2 separate regions of the Homo sapiens genome follow, and region 2 is linked to region 1. A link is a contact called in ENCODE Hi-C or POLR2A ChIA-PET data. All regions are on one chromosome and are shown on one strand. The core of a region is the stretch at or near the end of the contact, and the rest is flanking DNA. Distances in the headings are between cores, read along the strand shown.

Evidence for each region. A loop is a pair of places that touch in the nucleus more often than their neighbours do. ChIA-PET counts read pairs that join two places held with the same protein, here RNA polymerase II (POLR2A). Pooled maps may share reads with other maps.
Region 2: a loop to region 1 is called in a pooled map, with 1.8 times the contacts of the local background. The contact joins two enhancer-like sites. A Hi-C loop is called at or near these places in 1 of 50 pooled maps. POLR2A ChIA-PET finds 5 or more read pairs at or near these places in 2 of 52 experiments (activated CD4-positive, alpha-beta T cell and endothelial cell of umbilical vein).

The regions. Positions count from the first base shown.
Region 1 is chr1:116,735,466-116,743,214 of GRCh38, reverse strand. It overlaps the pseudogene NEFHP1. Among named protein-coding and RNA genes, the nearest start is that of CD2, 15 kb to the left of the region's middle. RefSeq lists enhancers at 4,131-4,340, 4,809-5,108. Within about 2 kb of position 4,279, at least 5 of the 41 ENCODE cell types and tissues checked have a DNase peak (open chromatin) inside an H3K27ac peak, as active enhancers do.
Region 2 is chr1:117,265,481-117,273,229 of GRCh38, reverse strand. No RefSeq gene overlaps it. Among named protein-coding and RNA genes, the nearest start is that of LINC01525, 26 kb to the left of the region's middle. RefSeq lists an enhancer at 3,809-4,327 and a silencer at 4,289-4,583. Within about 2 kb of position 4,094, at least 3 of the 41 ENCODE cell types and tissues checked have a DNase peak (open chromatin) inside an H3K27ac peak, as active enhancers do.

The sequences.
Region 1 (7,749 bases), core at 3,030-5,529:
AATCCCTAGCCCTTTGGACCTGTGCTCCAAACTCGGAGACACTGCTTGCTTCTTCCTGAGACCTCACTGTCACTTTTTGCCTTGCACACCTCACTTGTCCTTAGTTGCAGTAATCCCTGCGTCCCACCTCACCTTCCTGCCTAACTTCCATCTCCTCTCTTTGGTGCCTCCACTTGCACCCTCATTACACCTTCCCACAGACTCAGGGTAGAAACACAAAAAAGGAGTAAAGTGTCTAGCATTTTTTTTTTTTTTGAGATGGAGTCTTGCTCTGTTGCACAGGCTGGAGTTCAGTGGCACAATCTCAGCTCACTGCAACCTCCCTCTCCTGGGTTCAAGCGATTCTCCTGCCTCAGCCTCCTGAGTGGCTGGGACTACAGGTGCACACCACCACACCCAGCTAATTTTTGTATTTTTAGTGGAGATGGGGGTTTCACCATATTGGCCAGGCTGGTCTTGAACTACTGACCTCATGATCCACCAGCCTCAGCCTTCCAAAGTGCTGGGATTACAGGCATGAGCCACCATGCCCAGCTGCATTTTTACCAAAAACTGACATTTGAGTGCCTCCCATCCCGTCCTGGCCCCAGGCACCTGCTCAGACCATGATGAGCTTTGGTGGCTCTGAGGCACTGCTGGGTGCTGAACGGCAGCAGCAGCCTCCACTACACGCTGACCCTAAAGGGCAGCACAAGCAGAAGGCGCTCGGCTGCTGGATCCTCCAGCGGGTTCCACTCATGGACACGGATGTCCATGAGCTCCATGTCAGCCTCGCCCAGCCACTTCGGGGGCGCCTGCCGCCTTGAGCACTGACTGGCTGGACACGCTGACCAATGGGATGGGAGGGCTGAGTGGTGGCGGCAGCCACAGCGCACAGTGAGAAGGAGCAGCTGCAGGTGCTGAAGGACTGCTTCACAGGCTAGAGCGACAAGGTGCGGCAACTAGACGTGCACAACTGCAGCCTGGAGGGTGAGGCGGTGGTGCTGCGATAGCAGCAGGCAGGCTGCACCACCGTGGGTGAGCTGTATGAACTCGAGGTCTGCGGGATGCGCCCCACGGTGCTGTGCCTGGGCATGGTGCGCAGTCTGCTGCGCCTGGAGCAGGAGCACCTGCTCCAGGACTTCCACATGTGCACCGGTGCCTCCATGATGAGGCCCAGCAGCACAAAGAGGTCAAGGCTTGTGCTGTTGGCGGCTTCTTGCAGGAGGCCGAGGCGGCGGGCGTGGAACTGCAGAAGAAGGCGCAGGCACTGCAAGAGGAGTGTAGCTACCTGTGGCACCGCCAGCAGGAGCAGGTGGGCGAGCTGCTCGGCCAGATGCAGGGCTGCGGCGCCTCGCAGGCGCAGGCGCAGGTGCAGGCCGCGGAGGGGACGCCCTCAAGTGTGACGTGATGTCACGGCGTCTGCACTGCATGAGATCTGCGGCAGCTTGAAGGCCATGCGGTGCAGAGCACGCTGCAGTTTGAGGAGTGGTTCCAAGTGAGGATGGACCGACTGTCTGAGGCAGCCAAGGTGAACACAGACTCCATGTGCTGAGTGCAGGAGGAGATAACTGAGTATCAGCGTCAGCTTCCGGCCGAGACCACAGAGCTGGAGGCACTGAAGAGCACCATCGACTCACTGGACAGGCAGTGTTCTGAGCTGGAGGACCGTCATCAGGCCGACATTGCCTCCTACCAGGAAGCCACTCAGCAGCTGGACGCTGGAACACCAAGTGAGAAATGGCGGCCCAGCTGCGAGAGTACTACCAGGACCTGCTCAATGTCAAGATGGCTCTGGATATAGAGATAGCCCCTTACAGAAAACTCCTGGAAGGTGAGGAATGTCAGACTGGCTTTGGCCCAATTCCTTTCTCACTTCCAGAAGGACTCCTCCAAATGCCCTCCATGTCCACTCACATAAAGGTCTAAAGCAAAGAGAAGATCAAAGTGGTAGAGAAGTCTGAGAAAGAAACTGTGATTGTGGAGGAACAGACAGAGGAGACCCAAGTGACTGAAAAAGTGACTGAAGAAGAGGAGAAAGAGGCCAAAGAGGAGGAGGTCAAGGAGGAAGAAGGGGGTGAAGAAGAGGAGGCAAAAGGGGGAGAAGAAGAAGCAAAGTCTCCCCTAGCAGAAGAGGCCACATCCCCAGAGAAGGAAGCCAAGTCCCCAGTGAAGGAAGAGGCAAAGTCACCGGCTGAGGCCAAGTCCCCAGAGAAGGAGGAAGCAAAATCCCCAGCTGAGGTGAAGTCTTCTGGGAAGGCCAAGTCCCCAACAAAGGAAGAGGCAAAGTCACTGGCTAAGGCCAAGTCCCCACAGAAAGAGGAAGCAAAATCTCCAGCTGAGATCAAGTCCCCCCGGGAAGGCCAAGTCCCCAGCAAAGGAAGAGGCAAAGTCACTGGCTGAGGCCAAGTCTCCAAAGAAGGCCAAGTCCCCAGTGAAGGAAGAAGCAAAGTCCCCTGAGAAGGCCAAGACTCTTGATGTGAAGTCTCCAGAAGCCAACACTCCAGCAAAGGAGGAAGCAAGGCCCTCTGCAGATAAATCCCCCAAAAAGGCCAAAAGCCCTGTCAAAGAGGAGGTCAAGTTCCCAGAGAAGGTGAAGTCTCCCCTGAAAGAGGATGCCAAGGCCCCCGAGAAGGAGATCCCAAAGAAGGAAGAGGTGAAGTCCCCAGTGAAGGAGGAGGAGAAGCCCCAGGACGTAAAAGTCAAAGAGCCTGCAAAGAAGGCAGAGGAAGAGAAAGCTACCGCCACGCCAAAAACAGAGAAGGAGAGCAAGAAAGAGGAGTCATCCAACAAGGAGGCTCCAAAGCCCGAGGTGGAGGAGAAGGAAGCTGCCATCGAAAAGCCCAAAGAATCCAAAGTTGAAGCCAAGAAGGAAGAGGCTGAAGATAAGAAAAAAGCAGCCACCTTAGAGAAGGAGGCTCCTGCCAAGGTGGAGGTGAAGGAAGACGCTAAACCCAAAGAGAAGACAGAGATGGCCAAGAAGGAACCAGATGATGCCAAGGCCAAGGAACCCAGAAAACCAGCAGAGAGGGAGGAGGCGGCAGCAGCAATGGAGAAAAAAGATACCAAGGAGGAGAAGGCCACTGAGTTCAAGAAGCCTGAGGAGAAACCCAAGACCCAAAGCCAAAGACGACCCTCTCAAAGGAGCTCAGTGAACCTAAGGCGGAAAAGGCTGAAAAATCCTCCAGCACAGACCAAAAAGACAGCAGGCCTCCAGAGAAGGCCACAGAAGACAAGGCTGCCAAGGGGAAGTAAGGCAGGGAGAAAGGAATGTCTGGAGCAGCCAAAGAAACTCAAAAGGGTCCTGGAGCTCAAGGATCAGAGTAATGCAATTTTTACTTTTTATGTAAGAAGAAACTGCTTAGATGACAGGGCCTCCCTCTTCAAACAGGAACTTCATTAGCAATATGTTAGCAAAAGAGGGCAATCCCAGCCTCCTGCCCCCACACCCTCCCGAGGCGATGGACAATTATGTTATGATAGCTTATGTAGCCGAATGTGATACATGCCAAATGCCATACGTAAATACTTGACTATAAAAACTGCCCCCCTCCTTTCCAAATAAGTGCATTTATTGCCTCTATGTGCAACTGACAGATGACCACAAGCAGTTAGAAACACATTATGCTTGAGATGTCTTAACCTGTTCCCAAATGCCTTCTGTTTTCCAAAGGAGTGGTCAAGCCCTTGCCCAGAGACCTCTATTCTGGAAGAGTGGTCCAGGTGGGGCCGGGCACTGGGCACTGAATTATGCCAGGGCGCACTTTCCACCTGTGTCCAGTTTCAATTGCTTCTGTGCAATAAAACAAAGTGCTTATAAAACGACAAAAAGAAAAAAAACTGATATTTGCCAGGGCTTCAGTGATGATCAGAAAGGCCACACTGTGTGTCTGTGGCCAGGTCCTATTGATGTTTATCTTGGTTGTATCTAGATGATCACAGCAGAATTTCAGTATCAGTATCAGCAGCAAAATCAGATTCCACAAACATTGTCACTGCCAGGCAAAGAGGTGAGTGTTCTCACAAAAGCAGCCTAATGTTATCGGCCACCAATGCATGCACCATGGCAGCAGATGTACTCTTTTCCAGCCAAAAAGTCTGTCTCTGAGAGCTTGTTCCTTTGTCAGGTGTTATCTCCTCCAAGGCAAAAACTGAGTTTTCTTTTCCTCTTGGGCTTCCCACCCACAAAGCAGAGAGGACAGAATCGGCCCACAGTGCCAGTTCCTGTGTGAAGCCTGGGTTCCGGATATGAAAGTCACTGACCTTGGAATTCCCCCAAGCGTTAAACACCTCTGAGAGAAGGGGTACATGCTTGTTGCTAGCTGTATAATCATGTGCTTTAAGGGAAAAGAGCTTTGAGCCACCACATGCTAGAAACACGAATTTAGGCATGTCATTTCATGTCTTTGCGTCTCGGTTTCCACATTTGTAAAAGAAGACAAATGCTTTGTTCTCAAGCCTATTGTGAGGTCAAATGAAGTGACGTGTGTCCAGGGTCTAGCACGATGCCTGGCCCTAGGAGATGCTCAACAAATGTCAGCTTTCTTCCCAGATTGCCTCTATGTTCCTGATAATGAGGCCAACTTAAGAGAATAAAAGAGACAAAATAGAGAAGTTTCACCTTCGGAAGTAAGTCAGGAGAACTCAAGCTCAGGGCTTGAAGACTTCGTAGCAGAGAAGTCGTGAACTGTAGATTGAGAAGAACTAGGAAACTTTATATGATTCCTTAGGTATGCGTTACTTTTCTCTGCTTTTTATTTTTGTTTTTGTTACCCTCCTCTTCCTAGTTATTTCTCAGGATTGCCTAAGTATAAAGCCAGCAGGGCCTGTGAGATTGTGATCTAAGAAGCTGTGATGTAGGGAGCAGGGGGAGACAGAGCCCTTTCTCAGCTGTTGGGCTTGGGATATGAGCCCCAGAACACTAAGGAGGTGGCGCCTGCTGCCCAGAGTAGAGGAAGATAGACTGAGGCCCTAGCTCTGAACAGAAAGGGTGGGAGACATCGGCTCGCCTAGGCCAGGAGAGCGGCCACCATGGCTAAGTAGTAGGAAGTCTATGCAGCTCTCCAGCAAACTGCAAGAGCCCAAAAAGTGCTGGTTGTATGAATAACTGAACAAGCAAGGTGAAAGAAGTGATGATGTAATGGAATTCAAGCTAAAAAAAGAAACCCAGGCTTAAAATGCAAATTCTAACTTTTTCCTATTTAGTATCTGTGTGATCTTCAAAGTAACCTCTTTGGGCCTCAGTTTTGTCATGTCTGAAATGGTGAGGTGCAGCCAGGTGCCGTGGCTCACGCCTGTAATCCCAACACTTTGGGAGGTCAAGGCAAGTGGATCGCTTGAGGCCAGAGTTCAAGACCAGCCTGGGCAACATAGTGAGACCCTGTCTCTATAAAAATGAAAATTTAAAAAAAAAAATGATGATCTGTGGGAAGGAGTTACAATCTGGCCTGCTCACTTATACTCAAAAGTTTGTGGTGAAGACTAGATGAGGTCACCAAGAAAACACCTACACCGAATGCCGGAAATTTCAGGACAGCATCGTGATGGTGAGGGTGGCCGTAAAAAACATCTGGGGAAAATCACTCAAGGGAAGACTTCTGGGGTTTGGTTCAGCCCTGGCCAGATCCCACTCCAGGAGAGAGGGCAATCTCTTCAGTCAGATGAGCTGATCATCTCAGGGCAACCCAGCGAATGTATCCCTTTCTGGCAGTTTCCAGGGTAGCTTTTTTCAAAGGACCGTGGGCCAAAGTCCCTGCCTGCTGCTGCCACCCTCTGGCAGCAACCTGAGCCACACTCTTGTCAATTTCACTGGTTAGAACATCTTTTACACATTCGTTTACATTTGCATAGTGTTTTCCAGTTTACACTTCTTCCCCCCTCAAGAATGATATTCTTTTATCCAAACAATATCCTTGTGGCATACACATTTTTGTAGTTGAAGAAACCAAGGCTTGGGAAAGGTAAATGGTTTGTCTAAGGAGACTTAGCAAGGAGATGAGACCAGGCTCTCTGATTCCAAGACCTGTGTTCTTTTCACTGTCATAGGGGCATGTCAGTTAGTTCTACTTCTGTTGTTGCACTTCTCAAACTCTGACAGAATCGGATATGAACATGGAGTTCTCCAGACCTCCTCTCTCACCCCATCCCTCCAACACATCCCCAAATTCTCCAGACCCCATCTGTATCTGCAGCTGCCTATGAGTGAAGGGAGGTAAGGACTACAGATATGAACAAGGCAGAGCAGCACCTGCTCTTCTCTGGGATTCAGACAGATGAAGGAGATGAGACAGATACCCAGGGACCTCAGGACCTGGGAGAAATGCACATGGAATTCACCAGAGGCCAAAGGGACTCCAGCTAGGTGGTACCTGAGCTGGTCCTGAAGAGACAAACAGGTTGTAAGTTCACAAAGAGGTAGATGCAGGACCTTCCAGGCAGAGGAAATGGCAGAAGCCAGGCTTCAGTGCACTGAACCGGGGAATACCTGCTCCGGTTGAGCAGAGGAGGGAGGCAGGTGGTGAAGCTGGAGAGGGAAGTTGGAGGAGATCTCGGCAGGATGGAATTCATACTGTTTTCTAAAGGCAACAATAAACCAGCCATCCTGCATGTCTCCCATTTATTCACTTAACAAATATTTATTGTGATAGGCATATACTCTGTTTGTTTCTCGGGATAAAAGCAAAAGCATAACTTTGTTACAGAGTATTCATTTATTTCTGCAATGGATATTGACTGCCTGCTTTCCTTGTGCCAGGTATTCTTCTAGGCCCTGGGGGATGTATTTCTGTGCATACTGAACATACACTCTAGTGGGAAAGGCATAATAAACAACAAAAATGAGTAAAATAGAAGTATTTAGATAGTGACAAGTATTCAAGAGAAAAATAAAGTAGAAAAAGAGTCATGCAAATTGGAGACATGGGTGGGGATTTGCCCTTTTGGAGAGCATGGCCACAAAGGACTGATGGAGGAGGTGGCTCTGAGTAAAGGCCTAAAGCAGCGGTTTCCAACCTTCTTGGCACTAGGGGCCAGTTTCATGGAAGACAATTTTTCCATGGACCGGGGCACTGGGGTAGAATGGCTTCAGGATGAAACTGTTCCACCTCCCATCATCAGGCATTAAACTCTCATAAGGAGCGCAACCTAGATTCTTCAAACTCACAATTTACAATAGGGCTCGCGCTCCTAGGAGAATCTAATGCTGTGGCCCAGTTCCTAACAGGCCATGGACCGGTACCAGTCTGCAGCCAGGGCTTGGGAACTCCCGGCCTAAAGGAATTGTGAATTGAGGGAGACAGCCAGGCAAATATACAAGGAGGGACAGTTCAGGCAGGGGGAACTGCAGGAACAAAGGCCCTGAGATGGGACCATATCTGGTGTGTGGGGGGCCAAAGGAGGAGACCAGCATTGCTGGGGAGTGAGTGAGGGAAGGTGGAAGGAGAGGAGGCCGGAGAGGCCCAGGAGGGACAGGGAGGTCGAGTAGGAGGTCCCAGCAGGCCTTGTTCAGAGTGGCAGCGAGTCAGTGCTGACTGCTGTAGAGTCTGGTTCTTTCTGCAGGGTTTTAACAATGGACAAGGAGTTTTTTCTGCAGTCTGGCCCTATAGATTTGATGAGGTGTGGGTGGTCCAGCCAGGAGGCCTGGAAGGTCTAGTTCTTGGAATGTACCCAGGGCCCTTTTAACGCTCAGCATTCACCTGGCTGTGTGCTGTGATTCCTCCTGCTGCAACCATCCCACACACACTCAGGGGCATGAAACGGCTGTCTTGTTAC
Region 2 (7,749 bases), core at 2,845-5,344, 530 kb before region 1:
ATGGGAGAAAACCCAGAGAAATCAGTAAATCTCTGGAGTATATCTCAAAGAAAGCATTTAAATTTCAGGCTTAGATGCCATCTTTCTCTGGAAGGAAAGATGTGGAGGAGGGCCTGGTTTAGATGAAATGACCTGGGAAAGCATCTTAAACAAAGGTAAGGTTTGTTTTGCAGATTTAAGTAGATACCTTCTCCATTGTTTAAGAGTCTCTAGTGATTTAGTCTTCTTTTCCTGGTGCAAAGATGAAGAGACCCTTGCAAATGGTGATTTCCTTTGCAGATATATGTTTCTCTTATGAACATCCATCTTTTCAGAGCTACTCCTGTGTCTTCAGTTTCTCAAAATAACCAGCTCAAAATAATCAATATGCCAAAGAGGCATATTTTCGGGTGACATATTCTAGTTTCCTACAGTCTTTTTTTGAGTGTTGTGTCCTGAGCCCCATCAGATTCTAACTCTTCCATAGAAGTGGAAGATAGAAAAGCAATTTTTTCCTGATGTTTGCATTTAAAAAGATGGCTTTGAGGTTCTTGAGGAAATATTTCTGAGTTATGAGACTGGCAAGAATCTTACTTAGCTACTATAAAGATTTATATACAGTTGCAAAGGATAGATAAATTCTGAAAATTAAAGGGAAATGGGGAGAACTCTTCCCTTATTTTCAATTACAGGAATTGAAATAAGAATTAAGACTCTTATTTCTGATTTGTATTTGCCCTTGTGCTGTCTTGCTCCAACTCAGGAAACTATGAAAGGCCATTCTATGTTCATGACCCCTGGAGGAGTTTCCAAGGCTGTCATTGAGACTATGTAGCCAGACTTCATTGAGACTGGATCCTAACTGCAATATGAGCAATGCAGACTAGTAGATGTGATCTGCGGGACCAAAATAGATGCCCTTTTATCAACTAAGATGGATCCCAAGGTTAAGAAAACAAAAGTTACCTGTGAGTCAAGGGTCCAGAGCTTGGCTGGCACAGCAACTTCCTAAATTCTGACTACAAGAAAAACCTTGAGCATGTTAAACTCCCTAACAATAGGTGCTATCAGGCAAATTCCTAACTCTGATTTACAACGCAGATCACTACAACTCTGATTGGACAGAGGAAAAGCATTCTTTTCTGATTAGCAACTGCAGACCTCAAGCCAGTTTCAGCTGGCTTACAGAGACTACACACAATCTCTATGTCTTTGTGTCCTATAGTTTACCTTTTGTCGTAAAGGGCCAAACTCTACCGCATTTTAATACTAAAACCCTGCCCCTACATGAACATGAGATGCGTGTTATATATATATGTTTGCCCATTGTGCATGCACTCAACTCCTCTCATAAAGAAGTATGGCTTTCCCCCCAGACCTGCTAAATATGTATGACTATTATGTAATACAGATCCTGTGAGGCATAAAACCCAACCTGCCCTTTCCCTTTTCAAAGAGAGGATACCGTTGGTACACACTGAAGACTGACTCTTCCCGTTTTGCAAACTGATGTTGCCAGTAAACTTGCCTTTCTACTATTTAGCCATCCTTGTGGTCTTTTGAGTGGCATAGGAAATTGTTTATTTCTTTCAACATTCCTTCACCAGAATTTAAGCACATCTTGAGTACAGGTATACCTCACCTTAAGAAAACACTGGTTATGTGAGTTTTATTGAAAGAGTTAAATTGGAGGGAAATTTTAATAATAGTGTGAAAGGAAAATATCTTGGGCCCCTTCAAGCTGGGAACTGCTCAGGGCAAATCTGCCTCCCAGTCTATTCAAAGTCATCCCTCTGCTCACAGAGATAGGTGTATATTCTGATTGCCTCTTTCGGAAAGACTTACCAGAAACTCAAAAGAATGCAACCATCTGTCTCTCACCTACCTGTGATCTGGAAGCCCCCAGTGGGGGGGCCTTGCTTTGAGTTGTCCCTACCTTTCTGGATGGAACGAACGTACTTCTTACATATATTGACTGATACCTCATGTCTCCCTAAAATGTATAAAACCAAGCTGTGCCCCGGTCACCTTGGGCACATATCATCAGGACTTCCTGAGGCTGTGTCCCAGTGCATCCTCAACCTTGGCAAAATAAACTTTCTAAATTAACCGAGATCTGTCTCAGATTTTCTGGTTTCACAATAGTTACCATTGATTTAGCACTATTATGTGCCAAATCCTGCTAAATGCTATATAACTATTAGCTCATTTAATTTTCATAACAATCTTTGCAGAGATCCTGTTATTAGCTTCATTTTATAGCTATGAGAAACTAAGATTAGAAAGGCTAAATAATTTGCCCAAGTTCAAATCTAGGAAGTGGTGGAGTGAGATTTGAAACTCAATTCTGTCTGACACCAAAAACTTGGCTAATTAACAACTAGACAAAATGCCCCTTGCAACTATATTACAGCATGCTTTCCTTGCTGTGAATAATTAGTTCTTTTGTAGCACTGAGAAGAGAATTGTATAATGCCAAAAAAAAGAAAAGAGTGTGTGTGTTATGTAGTATATTTTCTGGGGGAAAAATGGACACTTGTAGCTGCATAAATATTAAACCCTTCCTCTTAGTCTATTTTCTTCAACATCCATGAAAATAACTGGACATAGACTAAAAAGCATTTCTCAATATTCAATACATCAGGAATCTACAAATTATTCAGGACAGTAGGATCTACGGAAAGATATATCTTGAAAATAGGCCTTATCTGTTGCCCAAGAGATACAGGGCCATTGGTAATTTCAATGCCCTCTTTGGTTTATATGGACAGTGTTAAGCAAAATAACTTTTAGTGTATCTTTTTTAAACCTCTTTCAAAGAGAGATACTCTATCAAGGCCGTTTTCAATGTTTCAGTACCTCTTGCCAGAGCCCTGCACATGTTCCTGCATCCTAACATGCTCACTGTGGGTTATGTCCTGAGAAGACCTGCTTGGTTTAGCAGCTGTGGTACCCATGAAAGAAATACATCTCTGATCCTGTGGTAAGTGAAATCAAATTTCCCTGCATTTCCGTAAGACCCCCTATACCAAAACATTGTTGGGGCTCACAAACTGATACCTCAAAATATGCTCATTGACATACTTAACTGAAGAAGCCTCAAGGTCTCTCTGATCTTCCCCATCTGGCCCCCCCAGTCTGTCCCAAAGACAGGATGATGTTGAAGTTCATTTATCTGGCCAGACATGGTCTCTCACGCCTGTAATTCCAGCAGTTTGGGAGGTCGAGGTGGGCGGATCACTTGAGGCCAGGAGCTCAGGACCAGCCTGGCCAACATGGTGAAACCCCATCTCTACTAAAAAGAAAAAAAAAGAAGTTTCTTCATCTGTCTGAGATCCTGAACAGATCCTTTCACAAGATAACATACAAGTTCATCTCTGTTCCTTGAACCGTTCATTCTCTCCAGCAATTCCCATAACAGAATTTCTCTTCTCCATCACCCCATAACCTATTTTGCCAGGATGGTACATAAGTTTCTGAATCCCGTTGGGGTGGGGTAATCACTCTGCAATTCATTCTGTGTGCATGTTAATAAATTTGTATGCCTTTTCTTCAATCAATCTGCCTTTTGTGAGTTGATTTTTCAATGAAATTTTTTTTTTTTTTTTTTTTTGAGGCAGAGTCTCTGTCACCCAGGCTGGAGTGTAGTGGCATAATCTCGGCTCACTGCAACTTCTGCCTCCCGGGTTCAAGAGATTCTCCTGCCTCAGCCTCAAGAGTAGCTGGACTACAGGTGCCTGCCACCATGCCCGGCTAATTTTTGTATTTTTAGAAGAGATAGGGTTTCACTATGTTGGCCAGGCTGGTCTCAAACTCCTCACATGAATATTCACACTGAATATTCATGGTGATCTGCCCTCCTCAGCCTCCTACAGTGCTGGGATTACAGGGGTGAGCCACCGCCCCCGGCCCTCAGTGAAATTTTAGAGTGGGGAGGGGAAGCTTTCCTTAGGCCCCTATAGCACAATGGTCAGTTTAGTATACCTTGTTTTCGATTCCTTTTGTCTTTGCTAAGAATTTAAGTAACACCTGAAGCACCAGTCAGGCAGCATTCCAAAGAAGGTTCAGCCGCATTTAAACCGTCGTGTCCCCCTGTGAGGCACTCCAGGCCAGATCCCAATCTCAGCCACATTCTTCACTTACACTTGACTGGCTGAGAAAGAACAGAACAAAACTGCCTTGGGTCAGAGGCCACTTTTTTATATCAGATGATCTAAACTGTTCCTGGAAGGATGTTTATCTGCTGGAACAAACACCCTGGGGCCTCCTGGCTGAAGCTGGGCTTTCCTCTGTCCATGCATCCTCCAAGGCTATCCAGAGTGCTTTGAGCAGCCCGCCTTGTCCATTCTTTCCATTTGTCTCTGTCTCCCCAGAGAGAAACGCCACAGGGAAGTACATGACAAGCTGCTATGTTACCTTAACATTGAATTCCCAGCAGGGATCACAAAGCCATGGAAGATACTGGTTCAGAAATTAGCTGAGAGGGACAGAGGGCTTTTAGCAGACGAGTGCTGGCTTTGCCTTAGAGAGCTTTCTGGGTGGTGCTCTGACTAAGGGCATTCAGGTCTTTATGATTCAGGGTTATTATAATGGCGGTGCTAACTTTTCTTGCGTACTGATGTAACTGGCAGCACATTAAGTGCTTCACCTATATTACTGCAGTCTTCCCAAGAATGCTATGAGATTGGACCATTAGTGCTAGGAGGTAGAAGGGCTGGGAGGTTCCCTTACCCATGGCCATACCAAGGGTCTGAGCCAGGATTCACACTGGTCTGCCTGGCTTTAGCATTCATCCCTCACTGTTACTATGCTGCAGAGGATGAATTGGCAGCCCATGGGCTGGATTTTGTTTAGCCTGCCAGTGTTTTAAAAGACATTTAAAAATCTGAGCCAATATTTAAAATGCAAGTGATTTCACATATAAACAAACAAAATTCTAACATCTCTTAAAAATAGCTATGACTGGCAACACTGGGTCCTCAATCCCAAAGGCTCCTGGCTATTGGAGGTAAGTATTGGCTTCCCTGCTACATGGGGCATGTGCTCCCAGTTTCCCATAGAACCTAGTATGGCAGGCTGGCTCCATTCATGTACCTGCTCCAGAAGAGCCAGACTTGCATTATAGCCTTCTATAGCATGATTTTTGGGTGCTGTGTGTACCCCTGACCTGGCATAGCCCTAGAAACAGAATTCTGTGCCAATACCATAGCTTGGGTTGGTTAGGAACAGAGAACTCAAGTGTAAGCTGCTGAGGGTTTGTGGCAGGTAATTTATGGTTAATTCCAAAGTCAGTTCATCTCCAAGGGAGAGGGCAGGATAAAGAGGTGGCATGGGAAGTGCTGGAAGTGACCATAGACCTGGGATTGACTCCAGGTTCTGCCACAGGCTGGTTACATGAGCCACATTGAGTCACTTTCTTTCCCTGTACCTATAAGAAGGAGAGATTGGAGTTGATGTTGTCAGGTGGGTGTCAGCTCTGAAATTCTAATATGCCACTGCTTGTTAGTCAAATTTTCACAAGAGAAACTGACTTTGGAGGTGTATCTTCTGGCAGTGGACAATGGGTGCAAACGAATAGGTAATTAGCAAACAACTCCGGCTCAGGTTCAGAGCAGCTGGAAGGTTATGGACCCGGCCCAGTGAAGAGAGGTGTGGCCCAAAGCACTGCAGCCATTTTGAATGCCAGAGCTTTCTGTCACATTAGTTCAGGGGTCAGTTCAGGGCTTGGCTCTTTATTTAGAAACCATAATAGGAACTACTTAAACCATTCTTTTCCAGAGCAAATGCCTCACCCCAAAAAATATCACTGGGAACTATATTAGAGAGAATTGCACAATCTTTCAGTGCATTCAGAGGAACTCACAGGAACTGTATTGTTTTCTACTTTCTTCCTTGCTTTTGAAACACAAACCTTATCACAACAAAGTGAACCTGTTTCTCCAATTAAAGCAGTCATGAAAATAAATAGTTATCCACAAAACTGCACTGTAAGAAATAAAAATAAGTCAGTAGATCAGGCAAAGTGCCAAGAAAACTCCTTCGTAATACATTTTACTTATCTCCTCTTTTGTGCCTCTGCAGGTCTCTTAATTCCCTCTGGCCTGTCACCATCTCTGAGTGTATGTTTCATTGGCTTCTTTGAATAAGCCTTATTGTCTCTTTAGCAAAGGTGGTGTGTGCAACCTTATGTTCTGTTGCTTGTCTGAAAATGAGACCTCAGGCATGACTTCCTGGTATCTCCCAGGAATGAGCAGGTTTTAGGATGTGGACCCAATAGAAACTCTTCTGAGAGCCAGATACCAATTGAGGTTCTTAGAGACCTCTATGAGAAGGCCAACTTGACTGAACTGAGCCTACTGGCTTGACTTTGTAGAAACTTCCTTCTATAGCGGAGGCTAGCTGACTTTCCAGCTTGTTCTGGGGCAGTGCCTCCTAGATCAAGGCTTCTCCAACTTTAATGTTAGAATGTAGATTCTCATTCAGAAAGCCTGGGGCATGGTCCAGGAGAGGGTCTGCATTTCTCCCAGGGCCCCTGGTGATGCTGATGCTCCTAGTCCAAGGACTGCATTTTGAGTTGCAAGGTCCTACACTAGTAATTCTCAAGTGTCTGCTACCAGGACCAACAGCAACAGCATCAACTGGTAACTTGTTAGAAATGGAAATTCTTAGGCTCCACCCCAGATCTCCTGAATCAGAACCCCTGGATGTGATCCAGTAATCTCTATTTTTTTTTTTTTTTTTTGAGACAGACCCTCACTCTTGTCCCCCAGGCTGGAGTGCAGTAGTGTGATCTGGGCTCACTGCAACCTCTGTCTCCCGGGTTCAAGCAATTCTCCTGCCTCAGCCTCCTGAGTAGCTGGGCTTACAGGCACCTGCCACAATGCCTGGCTAATTTTTGTAGTTTTGGTAGAGATGGGGTTTCACCATGTTGGCCAGGCTGGTCTTGAACTCCTGACCTCAAGTGATCTGCCCGCCTTGGCCTCCCAAAGTGCTGGGATTACAGGCGTGAGCCACTGTGCCTGGCTGTAATCCGTGTTTTAACAAACCTTCCAGGTGAGCCTGATACATGTGAGAGTTTGAGAACCACTGTCTGTGTCATTGTTATGGGTTGAATTGTGTCCCTCCTCTAAAGGATATATAGAGAACTCAATATATGAAATCCTAACCTCTAGTACTTATGAATGTAACTTTATTTGGATATAGGGTCTTTGCAGATTTAATCAAATTAAGATGAAATCATTAGGATGTACCTAGCCTAATATGATCAGCGTCCTTTAAGATGATCATGTGACATCACAGAGACACAGAGGGCAAAGATGATCTGATGACAACAGAGGCAGAGGTTTGAAGTGATGCATCTACAAGCTAAGGAATGCCAAAGATGACCAGAAAAAAAAAAAAAGAAGCTAGAAGAGGCAAAAAAAAGAATGTTTTTTTCTCCGTGTTTCCGAGGCAACATGGCCCTGCCAACATCTTAATTTTGAAAGTTTAGCCTCCAGAAGTGTGAGACAATAAGTCGCTGTCATTTTAAACAACATCATTTGTGGTACTTCGTTACAGCAGCCTTAGGAAACTAATACAATCGTGAAAGGCTTTCCCTGCTCAGTGATAGAACAGCAGGTACTTATAGGGCTCAGGTGCGGCTATTGACTGATGGGTAGCAGAAGATAGGGAAAGAAATGGAAGAAGGCAAAATAGAAAGCAAGAAGCAGTGATGATTTTTGTTCTGAGGTATTTGTGGGCTTAATAATTTTTAAAACATTATTTGTA